Linked DNA regions of Homo sapiens: all the other regions are linked to region 1. A link is a contact called in ENCODE Hi-C or POLR2A ChIA-PET data. All regions are on one chromosome and are shown on one strand. The core of a region is the stretch at or near the end of the contact, and the rest is flanking DNA. Distances in the headings are between cores, read along the strand shown.

The links. Hi-C counts contacts between places; a loop is a spot of excess contacts on that map. ChIA-PET counts read pairs that join two places held with the same protein, here RNA polymerase II (POLR2A). Pooled maps may share reads with other maps.
Region 2: a pooled map shows a loop between it and region 1 (8-fold over the local background). The contact joins the promoter of ZNF257 here to the promoter of ZNF486 in region 1. A Hi-C loop is called at or near these places in 5 of 50 pooled maps. POLR2A ChIA-PET finds 5 or more read pairs at or near these places in 2 of 52 experiments (CD4-positive, alpha-beta T cell and activated B cell).
Region 3: a loop to region 1 is called in a pooled map, with 7 times the contacts of the local background. The contact joins the promoter of ZNF429 here to the promoter of ZNF486 in region 1. A Hi-C loop is called at or near these places in 6 of 50 pooled maps. POLR2A ChIA-PET finds 5 or more read pairs at or near these places in 5 of 52 experiments (CD4-positive, alpha-beta T cell, CD4-positive, alpha-beta memory T cell, activated B cell and 2 more).
Region 4: a loop to region 1 is called in a map of naive thymus-derived CD4-positive, alpha-beta T cell, with 4 times the contacts of the local background. The contact joins the promoter of ZNF493 here to the promoter of ZNF486 in region 1. A Hi-C loop is called at or near these places in 2 of 168 maps with a recorded cell type or tissue (CD4-positive, alpha-beta memory T cell and naive thymus-derived CD4-positive, alpha-beta T cell) and 5 of 50 pooled maps. POLR2A ChIA-PET finds 5 or more read pairs at or near these places in 1 of 52 experiments (activated T-cell).
Region 5: a loop to region 1 is called in a pooled map, with 6 times the contacts of the local background. The contact joins the promoter of ZNF708 here to the promoter of ZNF486 in region 1. A Hi-C loop is called at or near these places in 5 of 50 pooled maps. POLR2A ChIA-PET finds 5 or more read pairs at or near these places in 2 of 52 experiments (CD4-positive, alpha-beta T cell and activated B cell).

Annotation. Positions count from the first base shown.
Region 1 is chr19:20,165,895-20,168,562 of GRCh38, reverse strand. It overlaps ZNF486 (zinc finger protein 486), which reads right to left and starts at 1,349. Exons shown (of 4, transcript NM_052852.4): 1 at 1,203-1,349. The coding sequence starts at 1,232. The region is part of intron 5 of LOC105372310 (a long non-coding RNA gene); the gene reads left to right. RefSeq lists an enhancer at 1-767.
Region 2 is chr19:22,051,121-22,053,788 of GRCh38, reverse strand. It overlaps ZNF257 (zinc finger protein 257), which reads right to left and starts at 1,305. Exons shown (of 4, transcript NM_033468.4): 1 at 1,154-1,305. The coding sequence starts at 1,156.
Region 3 is chr19:21,504,252-21,506,919 of GRCh38, reverse strand. ZNF429 (zinc finger protein 429) reads right to left here and starts at 1,318. Exons shown (of 4, transcript NM_001001415.4): 1 at 1,146-1,318. The coding sequence starts at 1,148. RefSeq lists enhancers at 333-934, 630-989, 1,000-1,319, 935-1,537.
Region 4 is chr19:21,395,770-21,398,437 of GRCh38, reverse strand. It overlaps ZNF493 (zinc finger protein 493), which reads right to left and starts at 1,305. Exons shown (of 4, transcript NM_001076678.3): 1 at 1,171-1,305. The coding sequence starts at 1,200. RefSeq lists a silencer at 1,028-1,266.
Region 5 is chr19:21,328,048-21,330,715 of GRCh38, reverse strand. It overlaps ZNF708 (zinc finger protein 708), which reads left to right and starts at 1,306. Exons shown (of 4, transcript NM_021269.3): 1 at 1,306-1,506. The coding sequence starts at 1,504. RefSeq lists a silencer at 993-1,214 and enhancers at 461-1,449, 1,334-1,513, 1,554-1,753.

The DNA of each region.
Region 1 (2,668 bases), core at 100-2,599:
CCTGCCTCAGCCTCCCGAGTAGCTGGGATTACAGGCATGCGCCACCAAGCCCAGCTAATTTTGTATTTTTAATAGAGACAGGGTTTCTCCATGTTAGTCAGGCCGGTCTCGAACTCCCGAACTCAGGTGATCCGCCTGCCTTGGCCTCCCAAAGTGCTGGGATTACAGGCGTGAGCCACTGCGCCTGGCCCTTCTTTTGTGTGTGTGAAGGAGTCTTGCTCTGTCACGCACACTTAAGTACGATGGCGCGGTCTCAGCTCACTGCAACCTCCGCCTCCTGGGTTCAACCAATTCTCGTGCCTCAGCCTCCCAAGTAGCTGGGATTACAGGTGCCTGCCACCACACCTGGCTAATTTTTGTATTTTTAGTAGAGACGGGGTTCACGGTGTTGGCCAGGATGGTCTAGAACTCCTGACCACAAGATCCTCCCGCCTAGGTCTCTCAAAATGCTGGGATTACAGGCGTGAGCCACCGCGCCCGACCAGGAATGGGTTTTTAACCCCAACGTAGTTTTTGTTTTTGTGTCCTTCCCCTATTGGCTGGGGTCAGACCGCACAATCTAAGCTGATCCCGGTTGGCTTAGACCCAAACTTTTTCCAAATAGGATAAACGAGCGATTTGCGAGAAAAGGAAAAGGGAGAAAAAGGGGTAGGGTTGTTTTACAACTTTTACAACTTCTGATCAGGAAGTTGAGTCTTTGAAGAGGAATTTAGTTGTCCTAGCAACCCTTTACCTCAAGTGATCCGCCAGCCTTCGCCTCCCAAAATGCTGGGATTACAGACGTCAACCACCGCGCCCGGCCCCATAAATTTTTAACAAAAGAAAAGAGAAACTGTGAACCCCACGGACCAAAGCTCTTCCGAATCGTGAACCCGCACCCCGAGTCAAGATTCTCCCCTGATGACCTTCTCGTGGTTCCCGCACCATCTGGGAGAGACCCGAAGCTGCGGGTGGAGAGCTGCTGCACAGAGAGGGCGCCAGGCCAGGGCACGGTCACTGCGCAGGGAAGAGACAGGACGCCCCGGGACCGGCTGTCAGCGCAGCCACCATCTTATGGCTGAAGGGGACTGAGGCCGAGCTGGGTAAGGAGAAGTCCGGACGCAGATTGTGGAGCTGACTACGGGGAGGCCTGAGTCCCTCCACAGCCACTTCCCATCAACCAGTCCCTCCCCTCTCTCAGGATGTCCAATGGGCACTCTCACCATTTCTAGGCTTCTAAGGGGTCCCGGCATCTTGGCTGTGGATCTCCCAATACCTACAGGACACAGGGCCACAGAGGGTGGGCCTCTAGGAGCAGAGGACACAGAGTAGCGAAGAGGCGACCTAGAGCTCCAGATGCAGCGAGAGACAAAGGCCGCGCCAAACCCGGAAGCCGTCCTCTTTGCTCCAGCTGCCTGCCTGATTGGACGGTTTCCAGCCCAGCGTCTCTGATTGGATAATGCTTAAGGCCCCGCCCACTCAGTCCCTGAGTGACAGAGGATGTGATCAGATGCTGGGCTGAGTGATGAAAGAGTAACAGCCTAAGCTGCAGCCTTTTCAGGCAGGGCTTCCTCCCTGAGCTGAGCCAGGCCCACCCTAGAGCAAGGGAAAATTCTATCTCTTTTTTACTCTCTCTCTTTTTGCATGTATTCAAAAGGTGAACAGAAGTATTTTGCTGTCATATTAATAATACATAAAATTTTTGTTAGAAAATCAACTTTTACTTTGGTAATAGTGTATTATCAATACTAAAGCTAATTTTAATAAAACCTTATATATAAATCAGATTTGTCACTTTTGACCTCTCGAGATTTACACATATATTTCATAATCACTTGTAATTTTTTTAACTTTTTATATTTTATCTACATTCTTTTTTTCAATTTGAAACAACCTTTAAGTAATTTCAAATTGTTACAGGAAATAGAAATCATTTAGAACCAGGCGCAGTGGCTCACGCCTCTAATTCCAGCACTTTGGGAGGCCAAGGTGGGCGGATAACTTGAGTCAGGAGTTCAAGACCAGCCTGGCCAACATGGTGAAACCCCATTTCTACTAAAAATACAAAAAATTATCTGGGTGTGCTGGTGTGCACTTGTAGTCCCAGCTACTCCGGAGGCTGAGGCAAGAGAATCGCTTGAACCCAGGAGGCGGAGGTTGTGTAACAGCCCAAGGGTTTTACCTTGCCTTTTGTCTAGACAGAGCTGATTCATAAAGACAGGCCTTTTGCCTAGACAGAGCCCATTCATCAAGACAGGGGAATTTGTGGAGGAAAAGTTAAATATTAATTTTGAAATAAATTGAACACAGACACAAACAATGGTCACCAAGTCTCAGAACCGGTTGTGTGACCCCCTTGAGGCATTCATTGAGGCATTCATGTAGTGTCATTTCAGAGAAATCTCTGTTTCAATCTATTCCTATATGTTAGTTATTGAAAAACAAGATAACGTTTTTGTGTTCCTTGAGCCCAGTCGCAAAGGGCCCTAGTGACTGGGCCTCATGCCAAACATTTCAGCTCCATCAGGTCATTTATGTTCCTCTCCAAACTGTTTATTCTAGTTAGCAGTTCCTCTAACCTTTTATCAAGGTTCTTAGCTTCTTCAAATTGGGTTCGAACATGTTTCTTTAGCTCAGCAGAGTTTGTTATTAACCATCTTCTGAGGCCTACTTCTGTGAATTCATGCAT
Region 2 (2,668 bases), core at 56-2,555, 1.9 Mb before region 1:
CACGCCCCGCTAATTTTGTATTGTTAGTAGAGGCGGAGTTTCTCCATGTTGGTAAGGCTGGTCTCGAACTCCCGACCTCAAGTGATCCGCCCGCCTGGGCCTCCCAAAGTGCTCGGATTACAAGCGTGAGCCACAGCGCCGGCCTCAAACGCATGTTTTTATAAATTACTAAATTGGGGGAAACAAAATTGAGGCGTAGCCAACTATACACTACCATTTAACCTCTGATTACATAACAAGGAAATGTCCACCTTGATAGTACAAATTAACAAACTATGTAACTGCATCTAACCAATTACTGAATTTGGTTTTCTTTATCTCATGTTATTAAAGTCTTCTCTTCAAGCCCCTGCTATGGACGACAAATGACAAACCATAGCTGGGTACTTTACAATTTTTTTTTTTTTTTTTTTTTTTTTTTTGAGACGGAGTCTCGCTCTGTCTTCAGGCTGGAGTGCAGTGGCGCCATCTCGGCTCACTGCAACCTCTGACTTCCTGGTTCAAGCGATTCTCCTGCCTCAGCCTCCTGAGTAGCTGGGATTATAGGCACATGCCACCACGCCCGCTAATTTTTGTATTTTTAGTAGAGGCGGGGTTTCACCATATTGGCCAGAATGGTCTCAATCTCCTGACCTCGTGATCCGCCTGCCTCGGCCTCCCAAAGTGCTGGGATTACAGGCGTGTGCCACCGCGCCCGGATTTTTGAATCACTCTTTAATTAAATTCTTTAATATTTTTGCGGTGACTTCTGTATATTTTTAATAAGAGAAAAGAGAGACTCAGAACCCCACAGACCAAAGCTCTTCCCATTCATGAACCCCGCACCCCGAGTCAGGATTCTCCCCTGACGACTCTCCTGTGGTCCCTGCACAACCTGGGGAGACTCGGCGCTGCGGGTGCAGAGCTGCCGAGAGAGGGATCCAGGCCAGGGCACAGTCACTGCGCAGGGAAGAGACAGGACGCCCGGGGTCCCGGCTGTCAGCGCAGCCGCCATCTTATGGCTGAGGGGGACCGAGGCCGAGCTGGCCAAGGAAAACTCGGGCGCAGATGGTAGGGCTGACTGCAAGGAGGCCTGAGTCCCGCCACAGCGACTTCCCACAGGTTCCAACCACCCCCTTCCCCTCTCCCAGGATGTCGGACCCAGCACTCTCACCATTTCTAGGCTTCCAGGAGGACCTGGCGTCTTAGCTGGGGATCTCCCAATACCTGCAGGTCACAGGGCCACAGAGGCTGGGCCCCTAGGAGAAGAGGACACAGACCAGGGAAGACGAGACCTGCAGCTCGGGCTAGAGCGAGAGACAAAGTACCCGCCAAACCCGGAAGCCACCCTGTCCGCTCCAGCTTCGTGTCTGATTGGACGGTTTCCAGCCCAGCGTCCCTGACTGGATAACGTTTAAGGCCTCGCCCCTTTAGGCCCTGAGTGACAGGAGACGTGATCAGATGCTCGGCTGAATGAAGAAAGAGTGAAAGCCTAAGCTCCAGCCTTTTCAGGCAGGTTTTCCTCCCTGAGCTGAGCCAGGCCCAACCCAAAGGTATTTGCATTTAACCTTGTGTGTAAGGTCATATGCGTTTATACATAATACATAATATGGCCGGGCGCGGTGGCTCACGCCTGTAGTCCCAGCTACTCCGGAGGCTGAGGCAGGAGAATCGCTTGAACCCAGGAGGCGGAGATTGCAGTAAGCCGAGATCGCGCCACTGCACTCCAGCCTGGGCCACAGAGTGAGACTCTGTCTCAAAAAAAAAAAGAAAAGAAAAAAATACACTATATTGTTATTCACAAACAAAAATAATCTAATAACAACTATTTTAAAATTTCAGCTTTCCTGACCTTCCTGGCTTCTGGTTTTTTGATCAGGCAGCCTGAGATTTTAAGAAGGAGGCAATCATGGCCGGGTGCGGTGGCTCACGCCTGTAATCCCAGCACTTTGGGAGGCCGAGGCCGGCGGATCACCTGAGGTCAGGAGTTGGAGACCAGCCTGACCAATACGATGAAACTCCGTCTCTACTAAAAATACAAAAATTAGCGGGGCATGGTGGCGGGTGCCTGTAATCCCAGCTACTGGGGAGGCCGAGACAGGTGAACCCGGGAGGCAGGAGTTGCAGTGAGCCGAGATCGCTTTGAACTCCAGCCTGGGCACCAAAAGCGAAACTAAGCTCCGTCAAAAAAAAAAAAAAAAAAAGGAGGCAATCTTCTGAAATAGAATGTGAGCCAAATGTGAATTTTAAATTTTCTAGTAGCCAAACTTTAAAAAGAAAGAAGAAATAGGTCAAACTGATTGTAACAATTTCAGTAACCCAATATATCCAAAATATTACTATATGAGCAATGTGTAATTATTAATGTAGCATGTATATAGTTAGAACTATATCATTGGAACTAAGTCTGTTTTTTTTTGTTTTTTTTGTTTTTTTTTTTTTATTTTTTTTTGAGATGGAGTTTCGCTTTTGTTGCCCAGGCTGGAGTGCAATGGCACAAAGTGTGTTCTCTGCCTCCTGGGTTCAAGTGAGTCTCCTGCCTCGGCCTCCTGAGTAGCTGGGATTACAGGCATCTGCCACCATGCCCGGCTAATTTTTGTATTTTTAGTAGAGACGGGGTTTCTCCATGTTGGTCAGGCTGGTCTGGAACTCCCGACCTCAAGTGATCCACCTGCCTCGGCCTCCCAAA
Region 3 (2,668 bases), core at 69-2,568, 1.3 Mb before region 1:
GTGCCTGCCTATAATCCCAGCTACTCAGGAGGCTGAGGCAGGAGAATTACTTGAACACGGAGGCGGAAGGTGCAGTGAGCCGAGATCGCGCCACTGCAGTCCAGATTGGGCAAGAAGAGGGAAACTCCATCTCAAAAAAAAAAAAAAAAAAACAAAAAACTAACTCAAATGCTTTTTTTTTTGTAAATTACTACACTGGGGAAAACAAATACAGGGTTAACTATTAACTGGAATTAAGCTCTGATTACATAACCAGGAAATTTTGTAAGCTGAAGATGGAAATTAAGAAACTACGTAACCCTACCTAACCAATAACTGAATTTGCGTTTTTGTACCATGCGCAAAGTCTTTCCTTCAAGCTCCTCCAAAGGACCACAAACTACATCCCACAGCTGGGTGCTTTACAATTTTAGAACCACTCTTTAATTAAATTCTTTAATATTTTGCAGTGACTCCCCTTTTTTTTTTTTTTTTTTGTTTGAGATAGTCTCATTGTGTCAACCAGCCTGGAGTGCAATGGCACAATCTTGGTCTCCTGGGTTTAAGCGATTCTCGTGCCTCAGCCTCCCACATAGCTGGGATTACAGATGCCTGCCACCACATCCGGCTAATTTTTGTATTTTTAGCAGAGAGGGGGTTTCACCATGTTGGCCAGGCTGTTCTCGAATGCCGGACCTCAGTGATCTGCCCGCCTCCCAGCAAACTGCTGGGATTACAGGCATAAGCCACCGCGCCCGGCCACTCCCATAGATTTTTAATAGGAGAGAATGGGAACTGGGAACCCCACGGACCAAAGCTCTTCCCGCTCATGAACCCGCATCCCGAGTCACTATTCTCACCTGACGCCCCTCCCATGGTTCTTGCACAATCTGGGAGAGACTGCGGAATTGCGCGTGCAGAGCTCCCCAGACAGGGCTACACGTCAGGCACAGTCACTGCGGAGGGAAGACAGGACGCCCGGGGCCCGGCTGTCAGCACAGTCGCCATCTTATGGCTGAAGGGGACTGAAGCCGAGCTGGGCAAGGAGAATTCCGGGCGCAGATTGTGGAGCTGACTGCCGGGAGACCTAAGTCCGCCACGGCCACTTCTCACGGTTCCGACCAGCCCCTCCCCCTCTCTGGGGATGTCAGACTCGGCACTCTCACCATTTCTAGGCTTCCAGGGGGTCCTGGAGTCTTAGCTGTGTATCTCCCAATATCTGCGGGTCACAGGGCCACACAGGCTGGGCCTCTAAGAACAAAGGACACAGAAATGAAGACGAGACCTGGAGCTCTGGCTGCAGCAAGAGCCAAACGCCCCGCCATATTCCGGAAACCGTCCTGTCGCTCCAGCTGCGTGCCTGATTGGATAATGTTTAAGACCCGCCCTCTCAGGCCCTGAGTGACAGAGGGTGATCAGTTGCTGGGCAGAATGAAGCGTGACAGCCTAGCTGCAGCCTTTTCAGGCAGGCTTTCCTCCGAGCTGAGCCAGGCCCACCCTAGAGGGTGTTTGCATTGAACCTTGTGTGTAAGGTCATATGCATTTATAAATATACTATATGGCTAGTCACAAATGAAAAGAATATAATAACAATTACTTTTAAATTTTAGCTTTTATCACCTTCCTAGCTTCTGGTCCTTTGAGCAGGCAGCCTGAGATTTTAAAAAGGAGGCAGTCCTCTGAAATAAAATGTGAGCCACATGTGAATTTTTAATTTTCCAGTAGCCAAACTTTAAAAAGAAACATGAAACACGTGGAATTGATTGTAATAATGTAACTAACCCAATATGTTTAAAGTATTATAATTTTAATATGTGAGCAATGTGAAAGGAAAATATCTTGGGCCCCCAAAATTACTAAGGAAAACTCAAGCTGGGAACTAAAGGCCAATCAGAAACTCAAAAGAATTTGAGTCCACCTATCTGTGACCTGGAAGCTCCCTCCAGCTTCGTGTCTTCCTGCCTTTGCTTCAAGTTGTCCCACCTTTTCAGACTGAACCAATGTACTTCTTACATATATTGATTGATGTCTCATGTCTCCCTAAAATGTATAAAACCAATATGTTCCCTGACCACCTTGGGCAGGTGTCCTCAAGACTTCCTGAAACTATGTCATAGGCGTGTTCTCAACCTTGGCAAAATAAACTTTCTAAATTAACTGATGTCTCAGATTTTCTGGGGTCACAGCAATATGTAATTATTAAGGCACTATATATATTTTTGGAACTAAATCTTCGAAACCAACTCTGTATTTTACTTTTCTAGCAAATTGCAGTTCAGACCAGGCACATTCCAGGCACCCAGGAGCCACACATGGCCAACAGCCACCACGTTGAAGTGCAGCTCTGATGTCAGGTGGGTGGAGGCCCTGAACATCCCTTTTCTGCCAGAGGTGAGGAGACAGCCTCTCTCTACTAACATCTATCTTCGGTTCTGAGGGTGCGATAGATAGTGGCCATAGCAAGGGCAGAGGGCAGCACAAATAAAATAACCACAGGTAGACCACTCTTTGCCACCTGTTGTCCACCTTTCATCCAGAGATCAGACAGTGAACAAAAAATTCTGGGGCCACAGGAGACAGGAGAAGAAAACTCTATGTCTTTGGGTCTGTCCACAGTCTTAACCTCTAACTTTAAGATATGAAGAAGGCCGGGCGCGGTGGCTCACGCCTGTAATCCCAGCACTTTGGG
Region 4 (2,668 bases), core at 56-2,555, 1.2 Mb before region 1:
AAAAACATTCTGGTAACATCTCTGTGCCTAGACAAGATGAAAGCAAAAGAGACAGAGATTTACTACAATGCAGTGTCAGGGTATTATTATTTGCCTTCTTTTCATGGGAAATATTTACAAACAGATAACAAATCTCTTTAAATGCACCATTTAACCATTTAATGCTTTGCCAAAAAAATAATTAAAATATGGTATAAAAAAGTACAGTAAAAGACAAATAGGCGATAATGTGAATTAGGGAGGAAAAGGTGGCATTTAGGAACGTCAGAGGAAACTGGAAATTATCTTACTGCAAGCCAGAGTGAGGCCGGAGAAATGGGGGATTGGTTCCAAGACTCTGCTTGGGACACAGGTGAAAAATACAGCAGAAAATCAGTTCCCTGTGGAGTGTGAAAATAATTAAGTGGCAGGCAATTAGACTGAGGTATTTCTAGTCCCTGAATTCTTACTTTAAAAAAAAAATCTAACTCAGGTGCATTATTTTTAATTACTACATTCAGAGAAACAAAATTCAGGCTTCAGCAACTGTAAACTGCCAATTAAGCTCTGATTACATAACCAGGAAATTTTCACCTTTAACGCACATATTAAGAAACCATGTAACTGTACCTAACCAATTAGTAAATTTGGTTTCTTCATCATGCATTTTATAAAAGACTTTCCTTCAAGCCTCTCCCACAGACCACAAACTACAAACCATAGCTGGGTGCTCTACAATTCTAGAACCACTCTTTGATTACATTCTTTAATATTTTTGCAGTGACGCCCATAAATTTTTAATAGGAGAAAATAGCAACTGGGAACCCCACGGACCAAAGCTCTTCCCATTCATGAACCCGCACCCCAAGTCAGGATTCTCCCCTGATGACCCTCCCGTGGTCCCCGCACAATCTGAGAAAGACGCGGCGCTGCGGGTGCAGAACTGCCAGAGAGGACTCCAGGCAGGGCACAGTCACAGTGCAGGGAAGAGACAGGACGCCCGGGGCCCCGGCTGTTGGCGCAGCCGCCAACTTACGGCTGAAGGAGACTGAGGCCGAGCTGGGCAAGGAGAACTCAGGGAGCAGATTGTGGAGCTGACTGCGGGGAGGCCTGAGTCCCGCCACAGCCACTTCCCACCGGTTCCGAGCAACTCCTTCCCCTCTCTCGTGATGTCGGACCCAGCACTCTCACCATGTCTAGGCTTTCAGGGGGTCCTGGCATCTTAGCTATGGATTTCCCAGTATCTTCAGGTCACGAAGCCACACACGCTGAGGACACAGAGCAGTGAAGGGTAGACCTGGAGCTCCGGCAGCAGAGAGAAACAATGGCCCAGCCACATCCCGGAAGCCGTCCTCGCCGCTCCAAATGTGTGCCTAATTGGACGGTTCCCAGTTCTGCGTGTCTGATTGGATACGGTTTAAGGGCCCGCCCCTTCAGGCCCTGAGTGACAGAAGATATGACCAAATGCTGGGCGGAGTGAAGAAAGAGTGATAGCCTAGGCTGCAGCCTTTTCAGGCAGGGCTTCCTCCCTGAGCTGAGCCAGGCACACCTTAGAGGGTATTTTCCCTTAACCTTGTGTATAAGGTCATAAGCACTTATAAATAATATATGGCTATTCACAAATTTAAAAAAATAATTATTTTAAAATTTCAGCTTTTATGACCTTCCTGGCTCCTAGTCCTTTGAACTAGCAGCCTGAGATTTTTAAAAGGAGCCAATCTTATGAAATAAGATGTGAGCCACATGTGAATTTTAAATTTTCTAGTAGCCAGACTTTAAAAATAAAGAAGGGCCGGGCGCAGTGGCTCACGCCTGTAATCCCAGCACTTTGGGAGGCCGAGGCGGGTGGATCGCCTGAGGTCAGGAGTTTGAGACCAGCCTGGCCAACATGATGAAACCCCGTCCCTACTAAAAATAAGAAAAAATAACCAGGCGTGGTGGTGGGCGCCTGTTATCCCAGCTACTCGGGAGGCTGAGGCAAAATAATCGCTTGAACCCGGGAGGTGGAGGGAGGCAGAGGTTGCAGTGAGCCGAGATCGCCCCACTGCACACTCCAGCCTGGTCAACAAGAGTGAAACTCCATCTCAAGAAAAAAAAAGAAGAGAGAAAGAGAGAGAGAGAAAGAAAGAGTGAAAGAGAGAGAGAGAGAAGGAAAGAGGGAAGGAAGGAAAAGGAAGGAAGGAAAAAGAAGAAAGAAAAGTGAAGAGAAGAGAAGAAAGAAAATAAAAGTGAAAGAAAAGAAAGCCGGGTGTAGTGTCCCATGCCTGTTATCTCAGCACTTGGGGAGGCCGAGGCAGGCGGATCACCCGAGGTCAGGAGTGCAAGACCAGCCTAGCCAACATGGTGAAACCCCGTCTCTACAAAAATACAAAAATTATCTGGGTATGATGGCAGGTGCCTGTAATCCCAGCTAATAGAGAGGCTGAGGCAGGAGAATCACTTAAACCCAGGAGGCAGAGGTTGAGGTGAGCCAAGATCACGCCATTGCACTCCAGTCTGGGAAACAGAGCAAGACTCCATCTCAAAAATAAAAAAATTTTAAAAAGAAGGAGAAGAAACAGGTGAAATTCATTGTAACAATTTAATTAACCCAATATATCCAAAATATTATCATTGTAATATGTGAGCAATATGTAAAGATTAATGAAGTATATATATATTTGGAACTGTATCTTTGAAACTAACTCTG
Region 5 (2,668 bases), core at 57-2,556, 1.2 Mb before region 1:
ATTGGGTTAAATTGTTACAATCAATTTCACCTGTTCTTTGTTTCTTTTTAAAAATAGAGCTAAACTCTTTTTAAAGTTTGGCTACAAATTAGCCGGGCATGGTGGCCAGCGCCTTTTATCTCAGCTACTTGGGAGGCTGAGGCAGGAGAATCGCTTGAACCCGGGAGGCAGAGGTTGCAGTGAGCAGAAATCGCGCCATTGCACTCCAGCCCAGGCAACAATGTGAGACTCCGTCTAAAAAAATAAAAATATAAAATAAAGTTTGGCTACTAGAAAATTTAAAATTTACATGTGGCTCACATTTTATGATTTTATTTTATTTATTTATTTTTTTTGAGACAGAGTTTCACTCTTGTTGTCCATACTGGAGTGCAGTGGCGTGATCTCGTCTCACTGCAACCTCCACCGCCCAGGATCAAGCGATTCTCCTGCCCCAGCCTCCCAAGTAGCTGGGATTACAGGCGCCTGCCACCATGCCCAGCTAATTTTTTTGTATTGTTTTAGAGACGGGGTTTCACCATGTTGGCCAGACTGATCTCGAACTCTGAACCTCAGATGATCCACCCTCTTCGGCCTCCCGAAGTACTGGGATTACAGGCGTGAGGTACAGCGCCCAACTTGTGGCTCACATTTTATTTCAGAGAATTGCCTCCTTTTTAAAATCTCAGGCTGCCTGCTCAAAGGACCAGAAGTCAGGAAGGTCACAAAATATAAAATTTTAGAACAGTTGGGCCGGGCGCAGTGGCTCATGCCTGTAATCCCAGCATTTTGGGAGGCCGAGGCGGGAGGATCACCTGAGGTCTGGAGTTTGAGACCAGCCTGACCAACATGGAGAAACCCCGTCTCTACTAAAAATACAAAAAAATTAGCCGGGCATGGTGGCGCATGCCTGTAATCTCAGCTACGCGGGAGGCTGAGGCAGGAGAATCGCTTGAACCCGCGAGGTGGAGGTTGCGATGAGCCAAGATCGCGCCATTGCACTCCAGCCTGGGCAACAAGAGTGAAACTCAATCTCAAAAAAAAAATTTTTTTTAGAACAATTGGGTTATTATATTCTTTTCATTTGTGAATAGCCATATAGCATATTATTTATAAGGGCATATGACCTTATACACAAGATTAAAGGCAAACACCCTCTCGGGTGGGCCTGGCTCAGCTCAGGGAGGAAGCCTTGCCTGAAAAGGCTGCAGCATAGGCTGTCACACTTCATTCAGCCCAGCATCTGATCACATCTTCCGTCCCTCAGGGCCTGAAGGGGCGGGTTTTAACATTATCCAATCAGGGACTCTGAGCTGGGGACAGTTCACTCAGACACGCAGCTGGACCGGACAGGGCGGCTTCCGGGTTTGGCGCGGCCTTTGTCTCTTGCTGCAGCCGGAGCTCCGGTCTCGTCTTCACTGCTGTTTGTCCTCTGCTCCTAGAGGCCCAGACTCTGTGGCTCTGTGACCTGCAGGTATTGGGAGATCCACAGCTAAGACTCCAGGACCCTCTGGAAGCCTAGAAATGGTGAGAGTGCCGTCCGACATCCCGAGAGAGGGGAAGGGCTGGTTGAAACCTGTGGGAAGTGGCTGTGGCGGGACTCAGGACTCCCCGCAGTCATCTCCACAATCTGCGCTCCGAGTTCTCCTTGCCTAGCTCGGCCTCAGTCCCCTTCAGCCATAAGATGGCGGCTGCGCCGACAGCCGGGCCCCCGGGCGTCCTGTCTCTTCCCTGCGCAGTGACTGTGCCCTGGCCTGCAGCCCTCTCTGGGCGGCTCTGCACCGGCAGCGCCGCGCCTCTCCCAGATTGTGCAGGGACCATGGGAGGGTGGTCAGGGGAGAATCCTGACTTGGGGTCGGGTTCATGAATGGGAAGAGCTTTGGTCTGTGGGGTTCCCGGTTCCTATTTTCTCCTATTAAAAATCTGTGGCAGTCATCGCAAAAAATATTAAAGAATTTAATCAAAGAGTGATTCAATAATTGTAGAGCACAAAAGTATGTTTTGTAGTTTGTGGTTCATGGGAGGAGCTTGAAGGAAAGACTTTTTATAAGGTGCATGATGAAGAAAACTATATTTAATAATCGGTTAGGTACATTTACGTAGCTGTTGCTGTTAAGTAGAAAGCCGGGGACTAGAGCCTCCTCAGTGTAATTGCCTGCCACTTAATTATTCTCACACTCCACAGGGGACTGATTTTCCCCTGCATTTTTCACATGCGTTCCAAGCGGGGTCTCAAGTGTACCTCCCAGCCCCATTCCTCCAGCCTAACTCTGGCCTGCAGTTAGATTTAAACTGCAAATAAACTAAAATACTAAATTTCTAGTTCCTTCTGACATTTCCAAATGCCAGCTTGCCTTTCCTAATTCACATTCTCAACTGTTTTTCCTTTAGTGTACATTTTTGATACTGTATTTTAGTTAATCATTTTTTGACAAAGCATTGGATGGCACTTAAAATTGTTTTCTGGTTGAAAATATTTCTCATGAGAAGAAAGCAAAAAATAATTCCCTGACACTGTATTTTATGAAATTTCTATGGCTTTTTTTTTTTTATCTTCCTCAGGCACAGAAATCTTATCAGAATGTTTGTTTTCAGGTGAAGGTTTTTCTTTGGAAACTTTACGGAGTGATGTGTCTTCAGCCACCCTTCAGTTTTTTCCTGGTCCTGGGTTTCAGTACTGTCTGGAGTA